Regions from separate parts of the Homo sapiens genome. Here region 1 is linked to region 2. The links are chromatin contacts, found by Hi-C or POLR2A ChIA-PET in ENCODE. All regions are on one chromosome and are shown on one strand. The core of a region is the stretch at or near the end of the contact, and the rest is flanking DNA. Distances in the headings are between cores, read along the strand shown.

The links. A loop is a pair of places that touch in the nucleus more often than their neighbours do. ChIA-PET counts read pairs that join two places held with the same protein, here RNA polymerase II (POLR2A). Pooled maps may share reads with other maps.
Region 1: a map of MCF 10A shows a loop between it and region 2 (6-fold over the local background). The contact joins the promoter of DIAPH1-AS1 here to the enhancer-like site in region 2. A Hi-C loop is called at or near these places in 1 of 168 maps with a recorded cell type or tissue (MCF 10A) and 4 of 50 pooled maps. POLR2A ChIA-PET finds 5 or more read pairs at or near these places in 1 of 52 experiments (MCF 10A).

What each region holds. Positions count from the first base shown.
Region 1 is chr5:141,554,259-141,560,438 of GRCh38, forward strand. DIAPH1-AS1 (DIAPH1 antisense RNA 1) reads left to right here and starts at 4,053. Exons shown (of 3, transcript NR_038333.1): 1 at 4,053-4,229. All of the region lies in intron 18 of DIAPH1 (diaphanous related formin 1), which reads right to left. RefSeq lists enhancers at 3,031-3,883, 3,644-3,938.
Region 2 is chr5:141,037,213-141,043,599 of GRCh38, forward strand. No RefSeq gene overlaps it. Among named protein-coding and RNA genes, the nearest start is that of PCDHB1, 11 kb to the right of the region's middle. RefSeq lists enhancers at 3,274-4,208, 3,404-4,807. Within about 2 kb of position 3,404, at least 14 of the 41 ENCODE cell types and tissues checked have a DNase peak (open chromatin) inside an H3K27ac peak, as active enhancers do.

The DNA of each region.
Region 1 (6,180 bases), core at 2,803-5,302, 520 kb after region 2:
AAGAGCAAAACTCCATCCCCACCCGCTCCCCCCAAAAAAAGGAATAATATCATACAAAATATGTCTGCAAATTTAGATAAAATTGATAAATTTCTAGAAAAACATAACACATCAAAACTTATCCAATAAGAAAAAACCAGTCCTATAACCATAAAAGAACTAAATCGGTGATCAAAAATTTCTTCAGAGACCCAGATGACTTTACCAGCTATTATTTCAAACACTCAAGGAATAAATAATTCCACCAATTTTACGCAAAAAATTTTTCCACAGAATAGAAGTATATTTTCTCAACTCATGTTGTGAGGCTAGCATAACTTCACTATCAAAATGTGAAAGAACAGTATCAAAAAAATCATAGGTACTTTCACTCATAAACACAGGCACAAAATTCCTAATAGCAAAGTGAATTAAGGGGTATAAAATAAAAATAATAACAGATCACATTCAAGTTAGATTTGTTTTAGGAATGCAAAATCGGTGTAACAGAAATCAGTTAATATGCTTCCCACAATTACAGATTAAAGTAGAAAATTATATGATCATCTCAACAATACAAAAAAAAACCTGACCAAATTTAATATCCATTCAGAATAAATAGTCTTAGCATATTAGAAATCGAAGAAACTTCTTTGACAATGTGTATATATACCAAAAGCTACAGGCAAAACCCTTCAGGATGGTGGGTACTCTGAGTTGGGGGTGGAGGTTCAGTTGTAACTGGAAGGGGGGTACATAACAAAGGGCATCTTGGTCTCAGACCCTGATTACATGAATGTAAATTTCCTTTTAAATTTTTTGAAATTTAATGCTGCATAATGAGTTGTACACTTCGACCTGAAATAAAGAAGAACTAAGATACACACACACGTCCCCCTCTGATTACAACCATGTAAATGCTATATATACAGCACAGGCAAAGACTACAAGTGAATATGAACAAATTAAAACAGTTTGATTTGTTAACATAGTGTGATAATGTAACTATGTGTAAATTTTAAAAACTGTCACCAAACAGGAAACTGTGAGAAAGGTAAGACAGATATGGCTCTGGGCACCACCTATTTTATTTTCATATCCTTAGACAGGTAGGCCTGGTTCAACTTTGACGGTGGGTTAGGAAGAACTCCCACTGACAACCAGCAGTAAAGACAGGCAGTCAAATGTAGAACCCATAGAATGCTCCCATTTGCTGCCTTCCCAGCCTTCTTACAGGAATGGTGCACTAATTAATCATCCAGATACTAAAGCACCTAATATACAACCTTATCAATGCTTGGGTTCCAGCCCCCATTTTCATAAGAGCAAAGATGAGAAGTCCAGAACAAAGGCCTCATGCTGTCCCTCACCCTAAAAACAACATCAAGGGCTGAGTAATTTCAGTTTACAGAATTGTGTGAAATAAGGGACCAAAATAGGTGGGTATAGATAGCACCTTAGCACAAAGGAAAAGAGGAAAATTTTTTCTGCAAAGGCTGTGACTCTCAACAAACAATAGTAGAAAAGAGAGACCCTTACACCTAGCTATGTGGTTAAAAAGTGGCCGTGCCAGGATCCGTATTTCTAGCTGCTGCAATCCTGACCTATTCAGCAGATTCTAAACCTTTTGCTAGTGGGAACTATAGTTTCCAAACTAGACATGGGGCCAATCTAGTCTCCACAGACCAGACTCTACGAGTGTCCTGCCAGCCTTGCCAAGAAGCCAGACCCTGCTAATTCCCTTCTATCACCTGTGCCCTTCCCTTGGGCAAGGGAATAGACTGCTTGCTGTGGCTGCTGAAAGTCAGAGTCACTGACCCATTTCAGAAGTGGGAGAAGAATATTAAGCAAGAACTTTCATCTGATCATTTGCATCTAAGTCAGTCTCAGGGAGTATCTCCAAAAAGGTCAAGGGAAGGACTAGCGATATTATAATCCTGAAGCCATAAAGGACTTTTCACCACATCCCCCCCGGCCCCAACACAGTATTATATTTTTTCTTTCTGTAAAAGTCCATGAAGTGCTGTTAATTCATTGAGTCTTACCAGGGAGAAAGCTGCTACTTAAGTAAAAAAAGTATTCGGGAAAAAAAAAGCTGATACTCTAGAATCACCATAGGGATGCAGCTATTACACAGTGGCCAAACACAGTTGTCCCAAAGCTTAAAAGCTCTCCTTTAATTCTTAGAACGGGTGAGGCCCACTTCTATGACCATGTTCTCCGTTGACGGCAGTGTGCAAACTTTTCTCAAGACTTTGGGTAACAGATTATCACGTCAGGAGAAAAGTAAGAGTCCAGCCCTTTCTCCCTCTGAAGGTGGCAGGGCATTGCTCCTTCACTTGGTCACCAATAGCCTCTGTGGGAAATCCTAAAGAAGAGGCTCTGCTCTGGCAAGAAGGGAAGTCTGGCTTTGTATCTTCTCAGTCCCAACCTGAGAGATCTTCTTTTTATTTATTTATTTATTTATTTTTTGAAATGGAGTCTCACTCTGTCACCCAGGCTTGAGTGCAGTGGTGCAATCTTGGCTCACCACAACCTCCGCCTCCCGGGTTCAAGCAATTCTCCTGCCTCAGCCTCCCGAGTAGCTGGAATTACAGGCATGCGCCACCAGGCGGCCCGGCTAATTTTTGTATTTTTAGTAGAGACGAGGTTTCGCCATATTGGCCAGGCTGGTCTCAAACTCCCAACCTCACGTGATCCGCCCGCCTCGGCCTCCCAAAGTGCTGGGATTACAGGCGTGAGTCACCGCGCCTGGCAGAGATCTTTTTAAAAGAAATTAAGTCTATAAATAAATTGCAAAATAAAAAATAAAAAAGAGCATAAGAGAGAACCTATAGAGACATCAACCAACTGCAATGTGTAGACTTTATTTGGCTCTGATTCAAATGAACTATTAAAAAAAACAACTATCATAAGATAATTTGGGAAATTTAATACTAACTGGCTATCTGATGATAAAGAATTTTTTAAATGTGATAATGGTAGTAATTATCTTCTTTTAAAAGTCCTAATTTTTTTGACACACATTCTGAACTGCTTAAGGATTAAATAATATGAACAAGGATACATGTAAAAATAATGGGTGGCAAAGACAAAGTTGATACAGGTATATGAAACAAGACTAGCTGTTGATTAAGTTTTTTAAATGGGTGATGGACATAGGGGTGTTCATACTAGTCTCTTTACATATATGTGTGTATGTGTGCGTGCATTTTTTTCACGGTTTCAAAAATAACATTTTTTAAAAAAATTCAGGACCATTTCCCTAGAGTCCTTGGGGCATTTGATTCTTCCCAGACAGCTAAGTGAAAGGGGTTCCTTTTTTTCTTCTTTTTTTGGGGGTATCTTTTCTTATCTGATCCTATAATTAAGAAAACTGCCCTAAACATCTCTGTAGCAAAAACACCTAAACCCAGGATTAGAGTCTAGATGAGGCAGAGGGGATGCCCTGGCCTGCTGCCTCAAAAGCTAGCACTCTGTCACTGTTAGTAGGTGTCCGGCAGCCAAACCATTTTGCTCTGTGCTCCGCTGGCAAGGACTTGCGGCATCGATTGCTCAGGATGCAGGCAGCCTGCAGCAAGGTGTGTCCCTGATGAGCAACTGCTGAGTAAAAGAGTACGTAGCTGCGCCTCAGCCAGTCTCCCTCCCTCTGCAAACCAGACTCCTCCTTTGCCTAACTCCTTTTTTTATTCCTGCGTCACAAATACAAAATGGAGTTAGCTGGGAGCAAAAACAATCTGTCTAAAATGGCTGAATGCGGTGGGGAGTGCCAGACAGTAAAGCGAAGGGAAAGGGCACCCCCTGGCGGCCAAGATAGGGAGTCTGTTTTATGTTCTTCACTACTTTTGCATTTCAAACGAATCAGTCCTACAGAGTCCAAGTTAATTTTGTCACAAATCTTGATGTTGAGCTCTAAAATTCAACTAATAGAAACTGAGGCACAAGAAGGGAAAATAATTTTCAGTCTCTAAAGACAAAGGGCACAAGTCAACAGCCCTGAGTTGCAGTTACTGCTTGGTTATGATCAGTAATAGTTTCTAGGAGACAACAGAACGGAAGGGAGGTCCTTTTATAGTACATGATTCCCCAGCTTCAATAATGGACTAATGACCCCCGGAATCCCACCGCTATAGCCTGCACTTCCCCAGGAATTCCTGTTTAAGGCGTCTCTCAATGAAGACCACAAACAGGAAATGGAGGAGTGGGGAGTTGCCTGACATCCTGGAAACTACGTTCTTAAAGAACTGCAGGTGGGAGTAAGTGGGATAGAAAAATGGGCTTTTCAAAAACTGTTGAGAACACGGACTGAGTCAGTTGTATCCGCACGGCTGGAAGACAGGCAGCTCCACCTAACCTCACTCACTTACTCAGGACCAAAACCCTACTTGCTCTGCCCAAGATAAAGCCTGCAGCATTTGTACCTATTCTACAGGGAACACCCTCCATTATCTTTATCTTACGCTACACCTCCCTTGAGTAAGCCAAGTACCTATGACTAAAAAAGAACATGTAAGAAAGGTGGAAAAAACAGAAATTATCTGGAAAAACTTGTGGGTACAAGTCATTAATGGTTGCCACTACTTAAATGAGGCTGCACAAATACGCCAGTTTATCCAACGTCCCTAAAGTGAGATAATGGCAACACATACAACACAGGTGCACAAAAATCACAAGTTGTTAAAAAAAAAAAAAAAAAGACTCTGGCATCACTATAGTTTTCTCTGAAGAAATAGGGTCTTTGTGGAAGAATCTTAGATCTCTCAGGCATATATGAAAGATCAGAACACTTAATAATCTCTCCAGGAAATAACTTTCTGTGAGGGTAACATAGCTATGGAATTGCCAAGTTCACCTAGCATACAATAAGCCATGTCTATTAAGCACTACATCAACTCTCTAATTCTGGGAAGAGGAGACAGTAAGAGGGTCTTAATGTTAATATAAGTGTTAATATAAGAAGCTGCCCAAATGGAGGACTTCTGATTTATATTCTTCATGGTTGTAATATACATAAGGGATAAATTCAGCACTTTAAAACAATCACTAAGGTATACATTATAGAAGGAAAAAATATCATGCCAACCGAATAGCAGTTATCCCTGCCCAAAGGTAACCGTATCACTGATACCTTGGCCAAAATATACAACTATCTGCAAAATCCCACAGAACTAGACCATTACAGATGTGCAAGCTGTAAGGAGGGACAGGGCAAACTGGCATTAATGAACAAACCTAAAGGACAAGAACAAAGCCACACAGAATCCCAAAGGAAGAACCAGATGCTGAGAGTTATAAAGAAGGGGACAGATATAAGTCTGGAAGGGTAGCAGAAAAGCAGTATTAAAAATCTGGGCACTTCACCAAGCATTTGGTCTTTCAGATAATATAGTCATTGAGTTTCCCACAGATACTTTCCCAGCACACCCAGGATGGTGACTCAATTAGGGAGTGCTAAAAAGAGGTCTGCTTCTAGGATGTGGGTGGGGAAGGACTGGAAGGACAGGCACTATCCCAAACAAGGACTCAGGTATGTCAGCAAAGAGGACAGGTTTATGCAAGGAAACAATAGGCTAGAGGGCAGAAGAAAAGGCATTAAAATAAGGTACTAGAAATAAAACTCTTTTCCTGGATTAAAAAATGTTTTATTATGGGAAAAATTAAACATTCAAAAACACAATTATTAATCCCCATGCATACATCACTCAGTTTCAACAGTTATCCACTCGTGACCAATTCTGTTTCATCTACACCCCACTTCTAAATCCCATAATGATCCGCAATTATTTCTGTACACATCTCTAAAAGATGATGACTTTTTAAAAAATGCCATGAAACCATTATCACACTAATTTCCAGCTGTCTCAACTGTCAAGTGTTTTGTATAGTTCATTTGGATCAAGATCTAAATAAGTTCCATATACTGTACTGGTTGATAAAATTTAAAATTCCCTCTTAATCTATATGTTCCTCTCCATCTCATTTTTTCCCCTGAAATTTATTTGTTGAAGAAATCAGGACACTAATCACTGGTAAAAATCAAGAAGCACTAGCACAGTTACTTTACACTGTCAGTCACTGGAAGCAAGCACCTGAGGTTTCTCTCAACATGCCTGCATTCTTGCCACTCCCTTTCACTAAGTGCTGGATTTGAGCCCAATATATCTAGGCTCAAATTCTGGCTTGGTGTTTACTTGCTATAAA
Region 2 (6,387 bases), core at 2,154-4,653:
AACGCCAATAAAACATAAAGTTATATTATGAAGATATATGTATATACATATATGAAGCTATATAGGGTAGAGTGTAAATTTTTACAATCAATTTACAGATATGGGCCTATATGACATATATGGGCCCATATCTGTAGGCATGATTTTTTATAGTGAGTTAGTATGATGGAGAAGTTGAAAAAAATCTATGCTAATATCTCTTCAGAAATTTCTCTACTGCCGAGACATAATATATATTTTTATATGAGCAAGAACGATAAAAAGCAAACAGGGCTGTTAAGTATCAAAGCAGAGTCTAAATTTTTATAATTTACTTATTATTTCCACAAATTCCTACTGAACCCCTACAATGTACCAATTATCATGCTAAGCACCAGGAAAACAGAAGAGAACAGGACAGATACGGTCTCTGCTCTCACTAGAATTTACATTAGAGTGGAGAAGTTAGACAGTGAACAAGTAAACAAATATATATAAAGTTATTTAAAATTGTGATTAGTGCTCTACCAAAATAAGCATAATGTTATAATCAATAAAAGAAGTGCACTGTGGCAGGTAGAATAATGTCCCCCTCAAAGATGCCTACATCCTAGTCCTGACGCCTGTGAATATATTACATAGCAAGGGGAAATTAACATTGTGACAATTTGTCACGGCAGCAAATAGAAAAATAACCCAGAGATTTTAGATGGGAGTCAAGGAAAGCTTCTTTAAAGAGACGTCATTAATCTGAGTTGACATATTAGAAGGAACATGTCATGCAAAGAGCTGGTGATAACCCACTCCAGGTAAAGAAAACAGCAAGCTCAAGGACCCCAAGACTGAAAAGAGATTGATTAATGTTCTAGGAACTGTTGGAAGGTCAGGGCAATTGAAGTGTGGTAATTGAGGGAGGAAGTGGTTAATAAGATTGGAAATTTAGATAGGATTTGTTTATGCAGGGCCTTGTAGGCCATATTAAGGAATCTAGATTTTACTCTCAATGCAATGGGAAGACATTGAATTGTTTTAAGCATGGGTGCAACATAATCTGTCTTATGTCTTTTAAACAAACTATCACATGTACTCCATAAATACATACAATTTGCATCAGTAAAATTTTTTAGTATATTTTTATTGCAATATACCATACTTAATATGCACAAATCATAGTGTGCAGTTTAATAGATTTTTGCAGTGAATACACTCATGTCAAGAAATAGAATATTACCAAATCCTGAAGTCTCCCTCATTCCCCATTCCAGTCTTTATCTCCATCGAGGCAACCACTATCCTCACTTTAATCATCTTAGGGTAGTTTATACAATTATTGAGCTTTAAATTAATAGAATCATAGAAAAATTTGTTTCTGATTTTTTTCCTGCTAAACATTGCATTATGTCTGTGAGGCTGATACATATTGTTGCATGTAGTAGTTTTTAAAAAATTGTCATTGCTGTGTATGTTACTGTATATGGCAACAACAACATCTTTATCCATTTGGATTGCTTCCAGGTTTGAGCTATGATGAACATTCTTGTCTATGTCTTTTTGTACATACACGTAGGCATTTCTGTTGGATGTATACCTAAGAGTGCATATCTACGGGTATGTTTTATTGAACTTTAGTAAATTGCTGCCAGCTTTTCAGAGTGATTGTAACAATTTACACTCCACCAGTACTGTGTGATAGTTGGAGTTGCTTCATCCTTTCCAAGGCTTGAAAATGTCAGCTTTTATTATTTATTTATTTAGCCATGCTCTTGGATGGATACAGGCTTTTAGTTGTGGCTTAAATTTCCATTTCTTTAACAGTTAAGGATGTTGTAAACCTTTTCATATGCTTATTGGCTATTTGGATATTCTCTTTCATTAAGTGCCTGCTCACTGACTTAGTACTTAGGTTTTAAAAAGATAATTCTTGTTTCTATGGGGAGATTATATTAGCCAATACTACTAGGCACTTGTTTGGATCTTGAAACAACATGAATAAATTTTGGGTGTATGCACTGGAAATTTACAAGTGCTCTTTTACAGGGGAAATGCTACAGAAACACAGGTGTGCTGCAAAACACCATGACAGTGCAATTTATCTGTAAAATTGGCCATGAAACTGTGAGTCAAATCATGCATTCTGAAAAGTGTTGATCTATCTTAAGATATCTTACTGTTGTCCTCTCCAATACCAACTCCAAGGGAATATAATACTATCTTATGAATTGAATTTATTAATAAAATGGTGTCCTTTAAACACAAGCACTACAGAAATTTAATGACTGAAGGAGAGAAAATGCAATACTGCATAAAATTTAGTTTAGTGCCTCCAGAAAAAATTAATTTTACTAGTTTGAAACCGAGTTAGACGAATTCTGAGACATAAATATGTGAAGGAGAAAGGACATGCTGAATTAATGGGAGTTCTGGCTGCCTGCCAGGGGGATTCTACAAAGTCTTACAATACAAAGTAAATCATCCCTCTGGAGCAAGTGGTATGCCCCTCCAGAATGAGGAGGGCTCCGCCCAACAATAAATTAACTTTGTACAGCATGCTTTATTGCTCTGCAATGCATTCTGGCAGGCTTGCTTTCATTGTCTCTTCCCTTGGGCTGGCTTGCTTTGCTTGTCTTTTAAAGATGACTCAGCCAAACTTTTAGTCTTTGCCCTCATCTTCTCCCTTTCCCTACTCCTCATCCTCCAATTTTTCTTCCCAGAAAGGCAAAGCCAGAGCAGAGCCCCTCCCTTTTGGTTATTGTTCCAGCTCACTGAGTATTGGCCCTGAGACGTAAACGGTTTCTTTCCTCTTTTCCAACTTCATGGTTTACATTCATTTTATTAGGCTACCTCTGGCCCTCTCAGTTCTCTGAAGCTAGTGATCCTAAATATCTATGGCGTCTGGGCATGGGGGTGCTTTTCATCCCCGCTTCCTACTGCAACAACCCCTGCAATCCCCTCTGCAGCCCCAAGCAAGGAGATCCGTGTCGTCAGGAGTGCGGTGCAGCCACACATCCAAGGCTGACAGGGCGGGCACTCTGCCAAGTCCTGCGCGCTGCTCGCCTTCCACAACACCTTCCTCAGCTTCGTCTGTATTTGAAGAGCTTAGTAAATTAATTTCCCAGGGGCAGAGAAGGGAGGAAGAGGGAGTGTCTGAGGGCTGAAAAATGCAGTCGACTCGCCCTCTGCTGGTTAAAGATCCGAATTTGTCGCCGCCAAAACAACGGGGAATGAGAAAGCAATCCATATGGTACGGAAAAATTACAACAAAAACTCGGCTTAATTTAACCCACCTGTGAACCTTAACTGCCTACTGTTCCTCTTTAGCGCTGCTTACTTCCCCAGCACTGAGATTTAATTAGATTGATTCTAAACGCTAGCCCCTGAACTCATTTTCATTTGCCCCTGGTTTCTGCCGTTCTAAAACGCAAATAATCCCCACCCACAAGTTCTCTTCTTGTCTAATTAGTCGCTAAGCAACTGAAGATAACAACTAAACCATTACTTCTAGAACACACTCGTGTTTCACTCCAGTGTCTTTGCCTTAAATAGTAATTTCAAGCGAACAACAACAACAAAAAAATCAGCTGCTGTTTGTGTTTCCGAGATTAATTAATTGGAAATCGAGAAAAAGCAAATGTAGTCCGTCCCAGTGCTGGTGTCTTAGGAAAGCTGACAGGCAGCTTTGTGCAAGCCGAGGTATTGGCCGCCATAACGCACACTGACTTTTGTACCGCCTTTGCTGTCTTACGCATTTTGTCGGAATAAACCAACACACGGAGGTTGGGTAATCTAGCCCCTTTACCCTGTACAGCAAGACAGCATTTACGAGTCACTGAGATTCTGGAGAGTAGAGAGAGAAAAACAACCACAGGATTTTGCAATATGGTGTATTATTTAATATCAGTCTGTTCCTCCTCCAGGCTAAAAATCCCAAAACAAGGGGTTCCTACCCCCCTCCACCTCTGGCATTGTAAATTAGCCAGTCACGCGACCCTTGGAACCAGTTGGGATTGGCCATTTCCTTTGTGTGGTGAAAATCTCTGCAGCGAGTCATGGGACCGAACTGGGCGGTGTCGCTGTCCGTGGCCATGGTGCTGAACTCTGGGCGTGGCCAGAGAGATTTCCTTTACATGACAGCTTCCGGTAGGGCGGGGTCGGGGTCGCGTTCCGAAAAGTGGATCCACCTGCCACCTGGTGGCAGATGAGGAAAATGCTATTGATAAAGTGTAAAGGGTTCTTTGGATTAAGACTTAAAACTTAAAAGACACAAATTGAAGATTTGGGGCGTCAGGAAGTGGTTTTTTTGAGAGATCTGCCTATTTTTAAAGAGAAATGGAAAAATTTAGAATTTTCAGAGTGATCTCTCGCTTCTACTCAAAATAATTTACGAATATGTTTAAATTTCTCCAAGCATTTTTTCCAACACATCTTGTAATCAAATAGGTATTTTTAAAGTATCTGTATATATAGGTATTTAGAAATATTTACTAAAACTTCCACAGGGTATATTTTACTGAAAGAAATACTAAGGAAGCACTATGTTGTTAGCCAAAAATATTCCAGGAAGCTTAGCCGAGAGTGCTACTCTGATCTCAGTTTCTGGAAGATGAAAAGTGTGACTATATTTAGGAATTGGTAAGAGGTGGTGGGAATTCTAGGATGAAAACTCTTGTTTTTTATTTTTTCCAAGCCTAATACATAAACTATCAGAGTGCTAAAAATACAGAAAATTTATGGTATGTTTATTACTTTTAGTCTGTGTATATTATTTACACTATTTTACACAGTGATGATTAAGTTACTGTGAATTACATACATCCAGCTTCAGAGGAGGAAACCTTAAGTTGCTTTGTAAGTACAGATCTTGATAAATAGCAAGAAAAAATAGGGGAAATACCTTGTTCAAGTGTTGTTTCAGAGTCTTACTGTATGTTCAGGTGTATGGGTTACAGTGTAAAATCAATTCTAGCAAGTTGAGAGTGAAATAAAATTCTTTCCCAAGCAAACAATCTTACCACTCTCAGAAAAAAGACCCATCCCAGGGCACATTTGGTTTTATAAGTCAACCAGCCCAGTTAGTATTTCCTTTTCTTATAGCTATTTTCTCATTTACTCTTCTATGGGTCTTAACATAGAATAAAAATATAATAGCATAGTTACTTAACATAAAAGTTACCATTTCTGTTTTAAGGTTTAAAACAAAATTTTGTTGAATAGATATTAATTTCAATAAAAATGTAGGTACTGATTTTGGTGTTAACTGAATTTTCTATAAAAAGGAGAAATTGATAAGTGCTTATCAAGGGAAAGAATTATCACTCTAATATAGTCTCTATTTGATTAAATTGAGACGTTTCCAAACACTTGTCAGATTTCCTGGAAAGACATCCATAGCCTGTTCTACCAATATGAAAAAAAGCATGAATAGTAAGAAGATGAAAGACATCTGTTTTAAACAAGAGTGTACTACAAATCCAGTCTATAAGTGGTATTGGTTTATATTATGGCTTCTTGTGTTACTGTGGGAGAAGGAAACTTTATACGCACATGCACAGGTTGAGCAATAAGAGGCATTCTCATTTAAAGCAACAGATGGGAGATCAAGAGCAGCTGCAATAAACTGAGCTGCCTAAAAAGGACTTCTATCCACCAAAGCATCCTGTTTCTGCTAATATGAATAAGAAACCTTAAAAGCATGAAAAGACACAATGGAAGAATAAAATTTTAAAATAGTACTAAAGTTTACAACTGCAGGTGTGACCTCAATGTTTCAAAATACACCTACTCCTAAAAATAGACTTTTTTTTTCAGGCTTAAAAGGTATATATGAATGAAAATTAGAGGTGACCCCAAATATTAACCTGCCTGTTAAAATTACTATTACAATAAATATTATCAATATTAAAATTTTAAAACTACCTGAACTTTGGGTACAATAGTAGAAGCAACAAATCAGAAGAGATGCTCCAATATTTTAGTTAAGGTATTTTTTTTCTAAAAGAAGTTGAAAATAGTGAAAAAATTATCATCAGAACAATTTCAGAAACATTTAAACCTATGACTTAAAGATGAATAAAAATAAACAATACATTTTACATTAATGTTAGAATCAATTTTGATCTAAACTAATTTTATAAGCAGAAAATGTAGAGTCTTAAAGGAAAGAACATTGGGTAAAAAGAATTTGTTATTCAATATGCGACTAAGTACATTTCTCTTGCCTCCCTGAGTGGATTTTCAAAAAAGTTAATTAGCACTTAGGTAATAGTGTAATAATTCCAAAATTCTTTAATGTATATCTTGAGATTTATTTTGATGGGTAAATATATTGATGCTGTTGTGAACTAAGGCTTCTCACTTTGGGACAAGGAAAATACAAAATATGAAGTAGGGGAGGAAAATAAAGATATCTGT